Regions from separate parts of the Homo sapiens genome. Here region 2 is linked to region 1. A link is an interaction called in ENCODE POLR2A ChIA-PET data of the cell type or tissue named here. Cell type or tissue: GM12878. All regions are shown on one strand. Each heading gives the region's core, and the rest is flanking DNA. Links, peaks and the distances in the headings are about the cores only.

Region 1 (2,811 bases), core at 48-2,547:
CCTCAAGTTATCCTCCTGCCTCAGCCTCAGGGATTACAGGCGTAAGCCACCGCACCTGGCCTAAGTTTTTAGTATATTTAAAGGATTAAAATCACACAGAGTATGTTCTTTGACCATATACAATCAAACTAGAAGTCAATAGCACATGAAAATCCTGAAATACTTGGAAATTAAACATTAAACTTCTAAATAAATAGACATTTATAGAATACTCTACACAAATCAAAATGTGTTGTTTGCAGTTCAAGCAGTTTAGAGGAAAACGTATAGTTCATTTATTATTTTATTTATTATTTTTTATTTTTTGAGACAGAGTTTTCGCTCTTGTTGCCCAGGCTGGAATGCAATGGTGCGATCTCAGCTCACTGCAACCTCCGCCTCCCGGGTTCAAGCGATTCTCCTGCCTCAGCCTCCCGAATAGCTGGGATTACAGGCACGCGCTGCCACACCCGGCTAATTTTTTGGATTTTTAGTAGAGATGGGGTTTCACCATGTTGGTCAGGTTAGTCTCGAACTCCCGACCTCAGGTGATCCGCCTGTCTCGGCCTCCCAAAGTGCTGGGATTACAGGCATGAGCCACTGCGCCCGGCCAGGAAAATGTATAGTTTTAAATTCTTATATTAAAAAAAAAAAAAAAAAAAAAAAGTTTTAGCTGGGTGTGGTGGCTTTTGCCTGTAATCCCAGCACTTTGGGAGGCTGAGATGGGCAGATCACTTGAGCCCAGGAGTTCGAGACCAGCCTGGGCAACATAGTGAAACCCTGTCTCTACAAAAAATACAAAAAATTAGCCAAATGTGGTGGCTTACGCCTGTAGTCCCAGCTATTTGGGTATCTAAGGTGGGAGAATCACCCGAGCCCAGGAAGTCGAGGCTGCAGTGAGCCATGATCATGCCACCACACATCAGCCTGGGTGATGGGAGTGAGACCTTTCTCAATTAAAAAAAAAAAAAAGAAGAAGAAAGTTCTGAAAAAATTAATGAGTTAAGTTTCAACTTAAGAATCTAGAGAAGGGCCAGGCGCGGTGGCTCACGCCTGTAATCACAGCACTTTGGGAGGCCGAGGCGGGCAGATCACGAGGTCAGGAGTTCGAGACCAGCCTGACCAACGTGCTGAAACCCCATCTCTACTAAAAAAAAAAAAAAAAAATTAGCCGGGTGTGGTGGCACGCACCTGTAATCCCAGCTACTCAGGAGGCTGAGGCAGGAGAATCACTTGAACCTGGGAGGGGGAGGTTGCAGTTAGCTGAGATCATGCCACTGCACTCCAGCCTGGGTGACAGAGGGAGACCCAGTCTCAAAAAAAAAAAAAAAAAAGAATCTAGAGAACTAGAGAAAAGGAGATCAAATTAAACCCAATGTATGTAGAAGGAAGGAAATGAACAAAATAGAAACCAAAGAAATGATAGAGAAAAATCAATGAAACCAAAAGCTGGTTATCTGTATCAGTATCAATAAATTAATCATTATCAATAAAGATTGATTAACCTTTAGCTAGATCAACCAAGAAAAAAAAAAAGAAGACATAAATTACCAGTATTAGGAATGAAAGAGGGAAGCATCACTACAGATTTTACAAACATTGAAAGAATAAAAAGAAACTATTATGAACTCTATGCTAATACATTCAACAAATTAAATGAAATAGATGAATTTCCTGAGTGATATAAGTGATCAAAATTAGTATAAGAGGCCGGGCATAGTGGTTCATGCCTGTAATCCCAGCACTTTGGGAGGCCAAGGTGGGTGGATTACCCGAGGTCAGGAGTTTTGAGACTAGCCTGGCCAACATGGCGAAACCCCATCTCTACTAAAAATACAAAAATTAGCCAGGTGTGGTGGTGTGTGCCTATATTCCTAGCTGCTCAGGAGGCTGAGACATGAGAATCACCTGAACCCAGGAGGCGGAGGTTGCAGTAAGGTGAGATCACGCCACTGTACTCCAGCCTGGGTAACAGAGTGAGACTCTGTCTCAAAAAAAGAAAAAAAAAACCTAATACAAGAAAAAAATTAAAAATCTGAATAGCCATATATCAAACTTAAAATTTAAATTATATTAAATCAATTTAAAATATAACTTAAAAACTGCCCACAAAGAAAACTCCAGACCCAAATGGCTTCAGTGTTGAATTCTATCAAACATTTAAGAAAGACATAATACTCATCTATGCAAACACTTTCATAAAATAGACAAGGAGAAAAACTTTCAACTCATTTTATGAGGCCAGTATTACTCTGATACCTAAACCAAAGACATTATAAGAAAATAAAACTACAGACCAATATCCCTTGTAAACATGGACACAAAAATCCTAAATTAGCTGGGCGTGGTGGTGTGCACCTGTAGTCCCAGCTACTCAGGAGGCTGAGACAGGAGAATCACTTGAACCTGGGAGGCAGAGGTTGTAGTGAGCCAAGATTGTTCCACTGCACTCTAGCCCAGGTGACAGAATGAGATTCCGTCTCAAAAAAAACAAACAAAAAAAACCCCCAACCTAATATTATATTTGTGGCCGGGCGCAGTGGTTCACACCTGTAATTCCAGCACTTTGGGAGGCCGAGGCGGGTGGATCACCTGAAGTCAGGAGTTCGAGACCAACCTGGCCAACATAGCAAAACCTTATCTGTACTAAAAGTACAAAAAAATTAGCTGGGCGTGGTGGCGGACGCCTGTAATACCAGCTATTTGGGACGCTGAGGCAGGAGAATTGCTTGAACCCAGGAGGCAGAGGTTGCAGTGAGCCAAGATCGCACCATTGCACTCCAGCCTGGGTGACAGAGCAAGACGTTGTCTCAAAAAAAAAAATTATATTTG
Region 2 (2,811 bases), core at 293-2,792, 140 kb before region 1:
TGAGACTGTGTCACCTCAGCCTTCTCTCCATTTCCACCCATGTCTCGTCATACTTTCCTCCTTTCTCTCTGCAACTAGAGGTCAGTCAGTCCTGGACCAGCCCATCCCCAACCTCCCCCTACACCTAACAGCATGAGCTCCAGAGCCAGAAAGGCCTGGGTTCAAATCCTAGCTTGGCTACTTTCTGACCATGTGACCCTAGGCAAGCTGCCTCCCTCTCTGAGCAAGCCTGAAGGGAATAAAATGACAACATGGGAAAGGCCAAGCGAGCGGCTGAGGGGCTCACTAAATGTCAGTTTCCTTTCTCTTTCCCAGGTTCAAAGTCCCTGGGTTGGGGACACTGACGGGGCTGGACATGGCCAGGGATTCCACCAGGGGCTTTAAGAGTCATGGAATTGCCGGGCGCTGTGGCTCACACCTGTAATCCCAGGAGTTTGGGAGGCTGAGGCAGGAGGATCACTTGAGCCCAGAAGCTTGAGACCAGCCTAGACAACAACGTGAGACCCTGTCTCTACAAAGAAATAAAATTAGCTGGGTGTGGTGGTGCACACATGTGGTCCCAGCTACATGGGAGGCTGAGGCAGGAGGATCACTTGATCCCAGGAGGTTGAGGCTGCAATGAGCCAACACTACACCAATGCACTCCAGCCTAGGTGACAGAGCATGACCCTGTCTCAAAAAAAAAAAAAAAAAGTCATGGAATCAAACACAAGTGCCCACCTGCAGCAGGTCACTGCACTGCTTTGGGCTGTGTGTCGTCATCTGTCAAATGGGGGTACAATAGAAGATGCTTAGCAAATAATGTAAGGCCCCCCTTCCCTGGTCACAGAAGTCCACCTAGAGGAGGGGACTGAGCCTTCCTTTGAGTGTTGAGAGGACAAGCTGGGCAAGAGAGGGACTGCTCTTTAAGGCAGGAGGCTCTGGAGGTTGGGGGCAGGTGCGGGGGGCAGTGAGTCACCAGGAAGGGAGAGGGGGCACAGGGGCTGGGCTTTTCTAAAGGATGGGGCAGGCTTTATGCCTCCATCAGCCTGGGGCCAGTTGGAGGGGCACTTCTAAATGTGGACTCACAAAAGCTCAGGTTTATTCTGAGACTTATTCAGAGGGTCACACACACACTTGGCCACACAAAGGCACGCTGGAGACAAACAAACACATTCATACTTACTCCTGCACACCCAGGGACAGCCACACAGAAACAAAGGCACACAAAAGAGGTATTTGAGACATTCAGGCAGTCTTGCATACAACCTTGTATCCTCACAGTCAAAGTGCACGTTTATTTTGTACACACTCCTGTGCACTCTGGAACATTCAGAGACACCCTCACAGACACACAGAGGCTAGCACAGTCAGGTGTTCTCAACACTCAGGTGCCTTCACCCAGCCCAGGGCTGTCCCCTTCTCTCCAGCCAAGCAGGCTCCGCCTTTTCTCCCCGCCCACTTCCCACCGTCCTCTGGGGCCTCTAGGGCCTCTCTCCAGAGCTGGGGGAGGGGACAGGGCAGGGCTTACCCGGCTGATGTGGCAACAGCGCTCACCTGCAGCCAGGGCCACGCCCTCCACTGGGAAAGGCTTAAAGGAGCAGGAATCCCAGGTGTTGACCTCACAGGGTCTGTGCCCATGTTTTTCAGATGGGGTCAAATGGAGAATGGGACTTGAACCCAGGACTCCAGTGCCAAGAGCTGGGTGGGGAGTAGGCAGGGGATGCTCCTGCTGGGAATGGGGAAGCCTGGGTTCCAGACCCACCTCTTGCCTGCCCTGGTTAGCTGCTTGGCAACCTACGCCTCCCCACTGCTCCTCAGCTCCCTGACAGGCACTCCCACCTTCTTGCAGTCCCTGTCTCAGGAGTCAGCACTCTCCTGAAAGCCACCCAAGCCAGAAACCTGGGCATCCCGCCACACACCTCTCTCTACCTGTGGAATCTATCCCTAAACATTTCCTGAACCTGGGTAGAAGATGCAGTAGGCAACCAGCCAGCTCTTTCCCAGCTCTGTGACTTAGGGCAAGTCACTGCTGTTCTCTGACCCTCAGTTTCCTCATCTGTAAATGAGGCGTGATCACACCCACCTCACAGGATTGATGAGACAATTTAACTACATAATACAGATAGAGCGCTGTAGGCCCAGGCCCAAGAACTCTGGACTGGTTTGGTGAGTGACTAGATATATGGATGAGTTGCCCAACATACTGAGGCAGGCCAGGTCACCCCTACTGCAGCCTCACTGATCCTGCCACCTCCTAGGGAATTCCAAAGGACCTGTCTCACAGTGTGGTTTGCTGCTGCTTCCAAAGCTCGGGCAGCCCAGCCCAGCCCAGCCCTAACTGCTGTATCAAGGTAGAAGGGTTAGGCCGGTGGACAGTGGCAGAGGTGGAGAGGGGTCAGGGAGACACAGCCATGCCTGTGGGAGCCACCAGCCTGCTGGGGGAGATCCAGCTCAGCTCTGCTCCTGGAGTACCTGGCTGAAGCAAGGAAGGCCCATTCTGTTCTTGCGGCTCCAAGGCTAGTTAGTGAACATATCTAGCATGGCCCAAGGGCTCCAAAGCCTGAAGTAGAAGCAGCCTGGTCCAGGAGCTCCTGGGCTGGTAAGGGAGACACTCCTGAGCCCAGGTCCTCAAACTAGTTGGGGAGATAGAGCATTCGCCTGGGATTCCCAGTCTGATGGGAGCAAATTGCCCTCTCCTAGGGGCTCCTAGGCTGGTAAAAAACACAACTCTTTCCGGGCGCGGTGGCTCACACCTGTAATCCCAGCACTTTGGGAGGCCAAGGCAGGCGGATCACCTGAGGTCGGGAGTTCGAGACCAGCCTGACCAAC

The links. Peaks named below come from ENCODE experiments on the same cell type or tissue, not always from the same donor. Only the 100,000 strongest peaks of a DNase experiment are listed, where the experiment ranks them.
Region 2: POLR2A ChIA-PET joins it to region 1 with 5 read pairs; 3 of 35 experiments call an interaction of 5 or more read pairs at or near these places.

The regions. Positions count from the first base shown.
Region 1 is chr1:32,571,573-32,574,383 of GRCh38, reverse strand. The region is part of intron 2 of ZBTB8A (zinc finger and BTB domain containing 8A); the gene reads right to left. Among named protein-coding and RNA genes, the nearest start is that of ZBTB8A, 34 kb to the right of the region's middle. RefSeq lists a silencer at 2,169-2,369. In GM12878, for the core only: no CTCF peak of the experiment used is centred there; no DNase peak of the experiment used is centred there.
Region 2 is chr1:32,715,473-32,718,283 of GRCh38, reverse strand. No RefSeq gene overlaps it. Among named protein-coding and RNA genes, the nearest start is that of SYNC, 14 kb to the right of the region's middle. RefSeq lists an enhancer at 1-614. In GM12878, for the core only: no CTCF peak of the experiment used is centred there; a DNase peak (open chromatin) is centred at 1,415.